Linked DNA regions of Homo sapiens: region 2 is linked to region 1. The links are chromatin loops, found by intact Hi-C in ENCODE. Cell type or tissue: Caco-2. All regions are shown on one strand. Each heading gives the region's core, and the rest is flanking DNA. Links, peaks and the distances in the headings are about the cores only.

Region 1 (5,391 bases), core at 262-5,261:
TAATAAGGCAGCTATGTAGCGCTAATGAAGAGCAAGCTGAATTCAGAAATAAATCAAGAAAATGAAAAACATTTTCTTTACTTCATATTAAACCTGTATAGACATTTCTAGTTCTTGTCCTGATTTGAAAGGGATTCAGAAAAATTTCAAGTAAGTTTGGAAGATTGTCACAAATATGATTAATTACATATGAAAGGAAAAAGCCAAAGTGTGATTTTTATGAGAAGAAAACCATTAGCTACCTTTGCACTTTCACTTGTGGCATTAAGAAAGAATTGATTTATATAATAGTGAAGCATATTTGGTTAGTCATTGGGGAAAATTATCACATGAAATTAAGTGGCAGAAATTTTTTTTTAAAAAAATAGAAAATGTGTTGAATCACATTCTGGGGAAGTCTTAGGAAACAGGTTTTATCATCGGGCCTTTACAACTGTGGAGGCAGGAAAAAGAATGCTGTGGGTTTATGTGTGTAGGGTTTTTTCCTGCCCTAGAGTCAATGATTTTATGAAATACCTAAGAAAATCTATTCCCCAGGATTGCACAAAATGCCTTCATTCCTCTTGTTGATATACATGATTTATTTCTTGTTTCTGGAACTTACTACTTCTGCTTTTCACCAAAATTTTAATCGGTTACCTAATCAATAAACTTTTCTCCTGTTTGTCTCATTTAACATTTGTCCAAATCAGAATGGGTGAATAAGATTCTACTAAACACTATAGTATGCCTTTGTATTATTTATAAGGTATTTGCTAAGCTCTGTATTTCCTTGGAGAGAGTTAACTTTTTCCAACAAAATTATATTAAATCATAAGTGCTCTTGCCCTATTTTGAAATCAGTGGCATGTCTTTAAGATATATATCCAAGCTCTATTTTTCACTGCTATTTCTCCCTCTTGATTACCAGAAATACATACATGCGTGCTTGCCTTACCCCTAGAGTGTCAGGATTGAGGTAGCCTGTAAATTAACTTTATTTCTTAGAAATATGCAGCAATCATATACTCTACCCAGAGCCCACCTATAGTTACCTGCGTTGGACAAGAAGAGAAGGATGAACACTAGGTCATTCTCTCCTGCTTATCATGGTGTGCTCGTGTCTTTCATTAACACAGAGAAAAAGAAATTCATGATAGGCTTTCCTTCATTTCATTTCAAACAAGTATAGGATTTTTACTATGCTTGCAAGAAATTATATTTGGAGAAGCAGCCTGTGATATCAATAGGTAAGTTTTCTAGTTATCCAGGTGTCCCTGCTGTTAGCCTTTTAAATTTCACTTTGGGAGCAAATGCTCAAAAGTTTCAAAATCCAGCACAAGAACACATAGACTGAAGGAATGTTCTTCTGGTTGCTTTAGAGGGCAAAGTATTTCCAAGACATGCAAGGCTCTTTTGGTTAGGATCATAGAAATGATAATTTTGTCTCTAGGTGGCATTTATAAGAAACTATTTATAGTGGTGGAAGTCTCTCTCTGACTGTGTTTTTATTTAGCATTTTTCTAAAAGATAGATTTGTATCTTGATATTATTGGAACATAATAAGGTACTTATTTCACTTCTCTTTTGTGAGAAAAAAACCTGTCGTATGAGACTTTCCAGCCTCTGGAACCACCTGAATGCCTCGGTCAGCTTCATTTCAGCCCCAAAGTCAGAAAGAATTCTCTGTGGTTCTCCTTTTTAGCTTGTGGTTCCCAGTCCTAACTCACCTTCACATTGCCTGGGGAGTTTTTAAACTCCATTCCTACGTGAATTTTAAACTGTATTCCTTTCTTTCTTACTTTCTGCAGACAGACCTGATGCACAGCCTGCTGTGGAATGCCTCACCACAGGACACTCAGATGCAAATAAATCTTTGGTATATCTATGATAGATTATATCTATCTGATATATCAGAAAGATGCCTGGTAGATTTGACCAGTCTGGAGATAAGAATAGTGGGGAACCCTAAGTACTTAATAGCACCCCTGACAATTTTAAGGGGTACTTCTATAAAGAACCATGTCTTCCCAGCTGGGATGGATAGCACAGTAGTACGGGTGATCCTCTGCTCCTAAACCACAGGACTGTGTGTAAAATCCTTTGGATAGCTTAAGCTAATGATTTCTCCTTTAGATATCTTGCCCACATTAACTTGAATGATCACACCTTAATCTTATGTGGACTTTCATTTTTTAAAGGCCTGTCTCCTTTGCCTAGCAAGGGAAAAAAAAAAAAAAAAAAATATATATATATATATACACTCATATATATATGTATATATATATACACTCATTTAATTTCTCTAGGTTCTTTAATAAGCTTAAGTAACTTTCTTATCTGCTATTTGAATATCAAAGATGTTTTAAATATAAAAAATATCACATATACCTTGCGAAGAAGCCTATGGGTCCTTGGCTGCCTAGTTGATAAAATATCTCAGGTTATGAAAAGTGTTAGCAATGAGTGAATGAAAGAGCATGTTTTAGGGTGTCATTTGGGCTAAGCTAGAAAAGAAGTCACACTCTGAGTTCTTTTTTTTTTTCTGGTGGGAGATCAATACTGTCTAGACATGGTCTCATTAGGAGTTTACATTGACTAAGGCAGACTCGGATAACAGTGGGACTGTTGGTGAGATATTTGTGTTGCTCATTACTACAGAGAACTCCAGATTCACTGGTGTCAATTCTGTGCATTCCAGCATCCTTCTACTCAACTGTAGGGTTATCCGTGAGGGCAGGATATGCCCACCCATGACTTTGTCAAGATTCTGAAGCCTAGAAGTTTTGGGAACTACTCTCTAGGATGTCCTAACATGCTTGATGACAGTTGTGTAGGCCCTCGGAGCGTCCTTGGAGCACTGGAATTCCCTATGGTCTTCCAAACATAAAACCAGAGATGTAGTTCGATTCACATCTAAAGGCCTCAGCCCATCCCTGAGAGCCAGAAACTTTCCTGACATACAGCCTGCCTATTAATTTCTGCAAATAACATCTTCATGTATGGAAATATCAGAAATTTTTTTTTAATATTTAGTAGCCTTCTCAGTTCTAAGACATTTTTGTCCATTTGTATATATTTTTTTAAATTGAGGAACTTTATGATTCCTCACCTAGGACCAGAACTTAAAAGCCCTGCATCCTTTCCCTTAGGCATTCAGACTGCTAGATATGCTGCTCTGCATGGAATTTTAAATCCTTCATTTGCGGTTTCTTGTTGGCATTTTGCAAGGGACTGAAGCAATGTCTGAGCCACTAGAGGCCAGAGGTGGCCCAGCCCAACCAGGTTTCTGACAGTAAAATAAATATCTGTTATTTGTCCAGTGTCTTCACTTTTCAACTTTGGGCAAGATAAGCATAGACATTGAGAAATAATGCTGTTTATACAAAGGATTGCTCATGATAAAAGATCTCTTTCTGGGAATTTAAGTTTTCCGGTACATTAGCATTATTGATTATTTATTCTCTTTCCACATAGTCTACAGATGATTTTAGAATCCCAAGACTATTATTCTCCCTTGTCTAGTGTAATTACCAGAACAGGGAATAATCTAATTAAAAGACAACAAGGATGGGTTCTAATTGTTCTAATAAATTATGTTAACACACAGTGCATGCCGTTACTTTTCAACAGGAATTTATTTAACACATTGACAGCTTGTCCTTTACTGCCACAATCTTAGATTCCATTTCTTCTAAACAAGACAACTTACAATAGGGTAGTTAAATATTCAGAAATCTGTTGGATTGGTAAGAGAATCTAAAGATCTATGTGGTAAATACAGATGAAGAATTGGATTTTGGGTTCTCCAGATAAAATAATGACCCGAAACAGAAGAGGAGAAAATAAAGAGGAATAGAGTCTAAAGTAAAAATCAAAAACAGACTGTTGTAATAAGCTAATAAACTTTTCATTTGCTTTTCTATTATCAAGCAAAATGTACATGATAAGATGATACTAACTCATATAATTGCATTTGCTTAATTTTAGACATTTTACACAAATCTGTTAGACACCACATTGAAAACTGCATATATGAGATGGTGCCTTCAATAAAGTCATGTCATGATATGGGCAAAACTTCATTCATTACTGATAGGCCATATGTTTTTAACAGAAAACGTCAGTCTCCTTGCTTATTTGAACATAATTCAGATATAATTTGTCACATAATTATAAGAGAAAGCCCTCAAGGCAATACAGAAAAAGAAGAATGTGGGGAGAAAATAAAATCTATGTAGAGAATGAAGGAAAGTGTACAATCAATTCTAAATAAACACAGACACTCTTTACCTATTTCAGACAAGCAGATTCCCAGGTTGGCTTGTGTTATTGTCCTTGATATAAAAACCTTTGACATTTAATTAACAAGTTTACAGGTAAGTAGGGATCTTTCTCACAAGGAAAACTGGGGACTTTGTAGGAATAACTTTTCACCTCTGCAGAATTGATTCATTCACATGTCAAGTTCATCGCAGAATATGGGGCTGGCAAACATGCGGACTGTAGTTCATATTCTTAAAGCCCACTTATTTTAGAACAGCAGTCATAGAGAGAAAACAAAAAACAAAAGATACATCATGAAAGATGTGAAAATTAGAAGAAAAATCATCTTTATTAGCAAAGGAATGCCTCCCAATTTCCTCCCTATCTGCATATATCCTGGCCTGCCTGGGTGAGGATTTTTGGCTCCTTCCTCGCTGTCTATTGTATTCTAGTTCACACCTTCATTTCTGATGGGCCACTTTCATGCTTGTTTTTCTGTTTTTAAAAATGTGTCATTTCTTTCAAGGCCTTTAGGCTCTGAAGATATCTTTCCTCTAAAGAGGACTGAGTGCTAGAGAGCTCCTCACGGAGCTGAAGGACCCTCGCCACCGGGTCTAAATAAGATCAAGTCCCCTCTGAGAGGCAGCATGAAGGTGGCATGCAGTTTTAAAAAAAAAATAGTTGGACTGTAAAGGAAATAAAGACGTAGTTAAATAAGCCCTTATGTTATCACATAGACACTTTTTATTCTTCTGTTTATTTTTTTCTGTGTTTTTCTGAAACTACTTTTCACCAGAAGTGCGATAGCAGTTATGTAAATGCAGAAATCTATTCCATTTCATGTCTAGAGCCAACTCTAGATGCTTCTAAGGGGGTGGGGTGAGCTATGTGGCTGGGCAGAGGGTCAGCATAATAAACGGGAGAGGGAGAGGGACAACAAATGAGCTGCAGTCCCTAGAGGTCTTTGGGGACTGGGCATTTCTGGGGCATCGAATGTGAACTTGACATACTGTATGTAAATCTGATTTTTTTTTCTCAGCCACTGTCATTGGAAAATTTTCATTTAGTAAATAATGCAAAATATACATTAAGAAATGTTAATGTTTTGACAGACACTGACAAATGCCAGGGAATCAGAAGCAACAG
Region 2 (5,391 bases), core at 257-5,256, 100 kb after region 1:
GTGGGAGGCATTGTGTTCAGCACTTTACATAAGTTATTTAACCCTTTTAACAAATCCGTGAGGTAGGTACATTGATTATCTCCTTTTCATAGAGAAGGATTTGAGGATTGAAGGGGTTAATGAATTGCCAGGGGTCACGTAACAAGCAAATGGCAGAATCTAGATTTAAAACCAGGCAGTTTCATTCCAGAGCTCTCTCTTTTGGCTTATGCTCTTAGGCTAAACCACCTCATAAGATTGTCCTTTGAGTCTGAGACTCCCTGCACCCAGCAATAAACAACTGCAGCAAACATCTAAAATGAGTCAAAATTACCAAAAATTCACCTTATCAAATGTCAGCAACTTTGATACATGTAGTATTCTTTTAATAGCAAAGAGATATGCTCTGATTCTTGCCTGTCTTTACAGTTCACCTCTCTAATCAGATAGAAGGATATTCTATTATTTATTGGAAAGATGGTTACCTGAACATTTCTCTTTTCTTTGATGTGAAGTTGTAAAATGCCACTTTCCACTTAAACTTGTGAGCTTCTCAGGAGCAGGAACAGTATCTTTCTACATGGCAGATAATAGGTGCTCAGTAAAATTTTTGTCTTGATGAATTTCCAGTGATAATGAAGGTATCTATGTAAGTTTTCCTAATAATTAGGGGGCACTATCTGGGTGTATGGCTCATTAATTTAGATCCTGGAATGTACATTCTGAAGGATAAATTAGAGATTCTCAACTGGGAATAATTTTGGCTCTTGAGAGACATATGGCAATGTCTGGAGACTTTTTGGTTGTTATAATTGAGGGAGTATGTGTGCTACTACCATCTTGTAGGTAGAGGCCAGGGATGAACATCCTGCAATGCACAGGACAGCCTCCCCAGTAAAGAATCATCCCACCTCAAATGTCAATAGTGTTGATGAAACAGAAGAGTTCCCTGGCCCCACTCATGGGGCATGCGACAGGGGTGCGGCTCTCTGTTCAACCACCATGAACTCAAACCCCTTGTGGGAGAGGGAGCACACAGATGGCCAGGTGCAGGAGCAAGAGTGAGTGCTTTGGGCTCCAGTCCCATGGTAGTGTCTAGGGGTGGGTGCCTGTGGCCCCAGTGTTACAATGCTCTTTTAGCTCTGCCATTCACAGATAGCTTAAGTGTTAACCAGCTCAGTGCTCCCTCTGCCTTTCTGCAAGGGCAGAGGGCCAGTGTGACAGCTTTCTGTATCCCAAGCTCTTGTCCAGCATCCTAGAAGAATTGGGTCACACACAGGCTTGAAGGATGCATGCAGGGGTTTTATTCAGTGGTGGAGGTGGCTCTCAATGGGATGGATGGGGAGCTGGCTGGGGGATGGAATGGGAAGATGATCTTCCCCTGGAGTTTTGGCTGTTCAGCGGCCAAACTCTTCTCCGACTGCCCCCAGCTGAGTTCCTCTCGGCGTTCAGACATTCCTTCTCCTCTCTCTTTCTCTGTTGTGTCATTTGTCTGCTTTTCTCCTCTTCTCCTTGTCTGCTCCTGGAGCCTGGGGTCCGGGATTTATATGGGTACAGGATAAGGGAGTGTGGCATGCCAAAAGGCAACCGTTTGGGTACAAAAACAGAAATGCCCCACTTAGGGGCCGCAGGTCTCCAGGCTTGAGGTTGGGGCCTTTGCCAGGGAACCTCCCTCTTCTACCCAGTATTTCCTTGTCTTCTGTCTGTATCACTGGGGAGAGAAATTCTGCTTCAGAGGTCTTATTCTCTCATTCATTCATTTCACATGTGTTTATTATCTGCATCCACTTGGTCAGATGAGCAAGACTGCTTGTCCGTGACCACACAGCTAGGTGGTACAGATCGAGAACTTGAACCAATGTCTCAGGGATAGCTCTTCTTCAAATGCATCAAGGTGGCCTCTGACAGCCTATTACTGATTCAAATGCCATCCTTGCGGTCACGGTAAAGCAGGTCCTTCTGAGACAGATAGGACTCTGAGCCTGTGCTTGGTACCTGGAGCTGATGGAAAGGGCAGTGATCTAAGACGGCTTGTTTAGGCTGCAGAAAGTCCCTCGGCTTGGACTCTCTGAGCTCTTGCTCATTCTGCTGAGGCAGGGACCATTTTGGGGCCTCCTGTGTATGCTACATTCCATTGCTGGGCCAGTTACTCTTCACTGAACTGTAATACTATCTCATCCACCTTGTTTTCACAGGGCCCTATAAGCCATATTATGGACTTTGCTGAAAGAATTATCATGTTCGCACAGCTCTGTGTTTGCAGTAGGCTTAGGACTCTTTTCAGATTTGAGCACTGGCGGTCTTTCATGCGATCTGCTTTTCAACACACATCACATGTTCTCCTCCTCCCTTTCCTCTCCCGGTCGGATTCCTTGCTGCCTTCTGATTATGGTCTGCCTCAGTATGCAGAGTCCCACAGCCGAGCTTAACAGGTACTCTACAATTCTCAAGGTGCTAGAGTTGATGGATTTTAATCAGGTGAGTGCAGTTTAATGCAAATGCTCCTTTAGCCGAGGTTCATAAAATGGGCTGCTTAATATTATGGTCCCAAATATTAGTTCAATGCTCATGACTTATGTAAATGGCCTTGCTTTGGGGTTAGGTTAGGGGAAAATCAATAAAAACCAGCTGGAAATGGAGAAAGCAACTGTGTACTTACATTCCATTGTGATGTAACCCTGCTCCCACCCCACAATACCTCGTACTTATCCTTTTTGTTTTTTTGCCAGCTCACTTTTCTCCCCCACATTTAAGGTTTCACAGAGATATGAAAAGCCACCCTGGTTCCTCCATCTATTAAATGGGAAATGCATATGAACAAATAGAAGAATTGCACCATACGATGCAGCTGAAATACAATGTTATCATCCTTCCACTCTGAACATTTCTCAGGATGGTTTATGTCCCAGCAGTTAATGGCTTGCTATTGTTGGTGTACCAACACAATGCTATTAGCAACACAGAATTCTCAGGCTTTCTGTTTAGACTATCTTCATGTAGGCTAGCCAGAATTTAGATATTTGTAAACGGAATTTGAACAGTGGCCTTTCTTCACAATATAAAATTCAGATAAGTGTAACTGGTCATGGCCCAACTCTTGTTTATTAATTAAGGCTTTATAATATGGCACCATTTTTGGAAGCTGCAGTTTATGCAAAGAAGAATACTAATTACATTCTGCATTTTCTGTAATAATGGGGCAGTGTTTTGGACAATGCAGTTTATCCAGACAATGCATCCGGCTCATAATGTAGTTTATTAACAAGGAGGCTCTGAATGTTTCATGGGAGATTGATACAGCTGTGAAAGGGTGGCATAAATAATATTCCTGGCCAGGCTGGGGGCAGTGGCAATATGTTGCATGCTGTTAACCTCAAGAGATCTCCGAATAGCTTTTATGTATGCCTGCTATATATTTGTTGACCATTGCTGGATACAAAGGAAGCTAAGTGATCTGGGAAAATCTATTTGGTAATTTTCTTTTCCCATTCTCTTAGCACTTGCTGAGGCCTTAAAAACAATAGGCCTTTGCATTTGTATGGATTGTTTTTCCTTAGGCTCCAACAAGAACGTCACTTTAATATTGTTATCATCATGGATTTCTTATAATGGTCATTTGTGAGAATCAGAATAGGCTACCATTTTTTTTCTATAAGATATTTTTCTTATTGAAATAATTCACATAGCACAATGTTTATCCGTTTATAATGTGAAACTTGGTGGTTTTAGTATAAATACAAAGTTGAGTAGCCATTACCACTATCTAATTCTAGAACATTTTCATCACTCTGAAAAGAAACCCCTAGCCATTAACAGTCACTGTCCTTCCTCTCCTCCTATGTCCTGGTGACTGCCAATCTACTTGCTATCTCTGTGAATTTACCTATTCTGGACATTTCACATAAATGGAATCATATGATATGTGGTCTTTGTGACTAGCTTTTCTCACATAGCATAATGTTTTCAAGGCTCATCCATGTTGTGAGATGTAACAGAACTTCATTTCTTTTTATTGCCAAATAATGCCCATTGTGTGGATATGACACATTTTGTTTATCCATTCATTAGTAAATGGAAATTTAAGGTTTTTTTTCCCACATTTTGGCTGTTAAGAATAATGTGGTTATGGACTTTTTAATTTGTATGTGTGTGTGTACTTGTATATTTATTTCCTCAGAGGTATATACCTAGGAGTAGACTTGCTGGGTCACACGGTAACTCTATGTTTAACTTTTTAAGGAACTGCCAGATGCTTTTTGAAGCACCATTTTATAATCCCACTTGCCAATATGAGACTTCAAATTTCTCCACAGCCTAGAAAACACTTGTTATTGTCTATCTTTTTGATCATAGCCATTCTAGTGAGTGTGAAGTGGTATCATTGTAGAGCTGATTTGCATTTCCTTCTTGACTAATGATGTTCAACAGTTTTTTCATGTGATTATAGGCCATTTGTATTTCTTCTTTGTGAGCTACCATTTTAATCTCCATTTTAGAAATGAGGAAACAATGGCACTGAGAGGAAACAAGATTTATTAGGGTACCTGCATGAGGTAATAGCCCATCAGTATTGGAATTTAAGTTCTCTCACTTAGCTATGCAAAAGCATAGACATTGAGTACCTAGTAATAAAATAAGCTATAAGTGATTTGCATTTAGTCTTAACTTCTTTATTTACAAATGACAGAAACCTAGCTCTAACTGTGGCTTAATGAAAGTAAGAAGATTTTGGCTTGCCTATCTATAAAGTTAAGAGCTTTTTGCCTCCAGAATGATTGGATGCAGCTTCTCAAAGATGGCATCAGAAATATGTCTCTATCATCTCTTAGTTTTCTTTCCATTGGGTTGGTCTCACGCATAGGCATGGTCTCACTTTGTAGTGGTTAGATGGCCGCTAGACGCTCAAAGTTTTTATCTTACCAGCTCAGAATGCCAGCAAGATTTTTTTTAAATTCTTCCCTTTCACAATAGTTCCTTCAGTAGTTCTCAAATCTTAGCATTGAGTAGTACTGGACTGACTCGAATTAATGATTGGCTCCCTGAATCATTCATCGGTGAAATACATTGATTGGTCATTTGCTCATTCTCAGTGGGGAGTGAAGTTAGCTCCATCTACACCATCTGGAGTCAGAACTGGAGAAGGGGATTCCCCAGAGGAAAGTGAGGATGATGGTACCAGCACAATGAGGAATGCATGCTAGCACAAGTGAAACTCATAGATGTCCATTGTGCTATGCAGTTTTTTCCTTGGGCCTTGATCATTTATCATTTACTGGTTTCCTGTCTGTAAATTTAGAAAAGATACAGGCTCTCTGAAAAGTAATTTCTGGTCTCTTACAAGTGAAGGGTTAATCAACCAATCCACATAATTTTCTCCAGTACTGAGAGATCATTTGTTTTAATAAATGCAAA

What was found. A loop is a pair of places that touch in the nucleus more often than their neighbours do. Peaks named below come from ENCODE experiments on the same cell type or tissue, not always from the same donor. Only the 100,000 strongest peaks of a DNase experiment are listed, where the experiment ranks them.
Region 2: it touches region 1 in a loop (15-fold over the local background); 1 of 110 quality-filtered maps calls a loop at or near these places.

The regions. Positions count from the first base shown.
Region 1 is chr3:60,839,479-60,844,869 of GRCh38, reverse strand. All of the region lies in intron 3 of FHIT (fragile histidine triad diadenosine triphosphatase), which reads left to right. Among named protein-coding and RNA genes, the nearest start is that of MIR548BB, 220 kb to the right of the region's middle. In Caco-2, for the core only: no CTCF peak of the experiment used is centred there; a DNase peak (open chromatin) is centred at 3,239.
Region 2 is chr3:60,735,061-60,740,451 of GRCh38, reverse strand. The region is part of intron 4 of FHIT (fragile histidine triad diadenosine triphosphatase); the gene reads left to right. Among named protein-coding and RNA genes, the nearest start is that of MIR548BB, 120 kb to the right of the region's middle. In Caco-2, for the core only: no CTCF peak of the experiment used is centred there; a DNase peak (open chromatin) is centred at 2,231.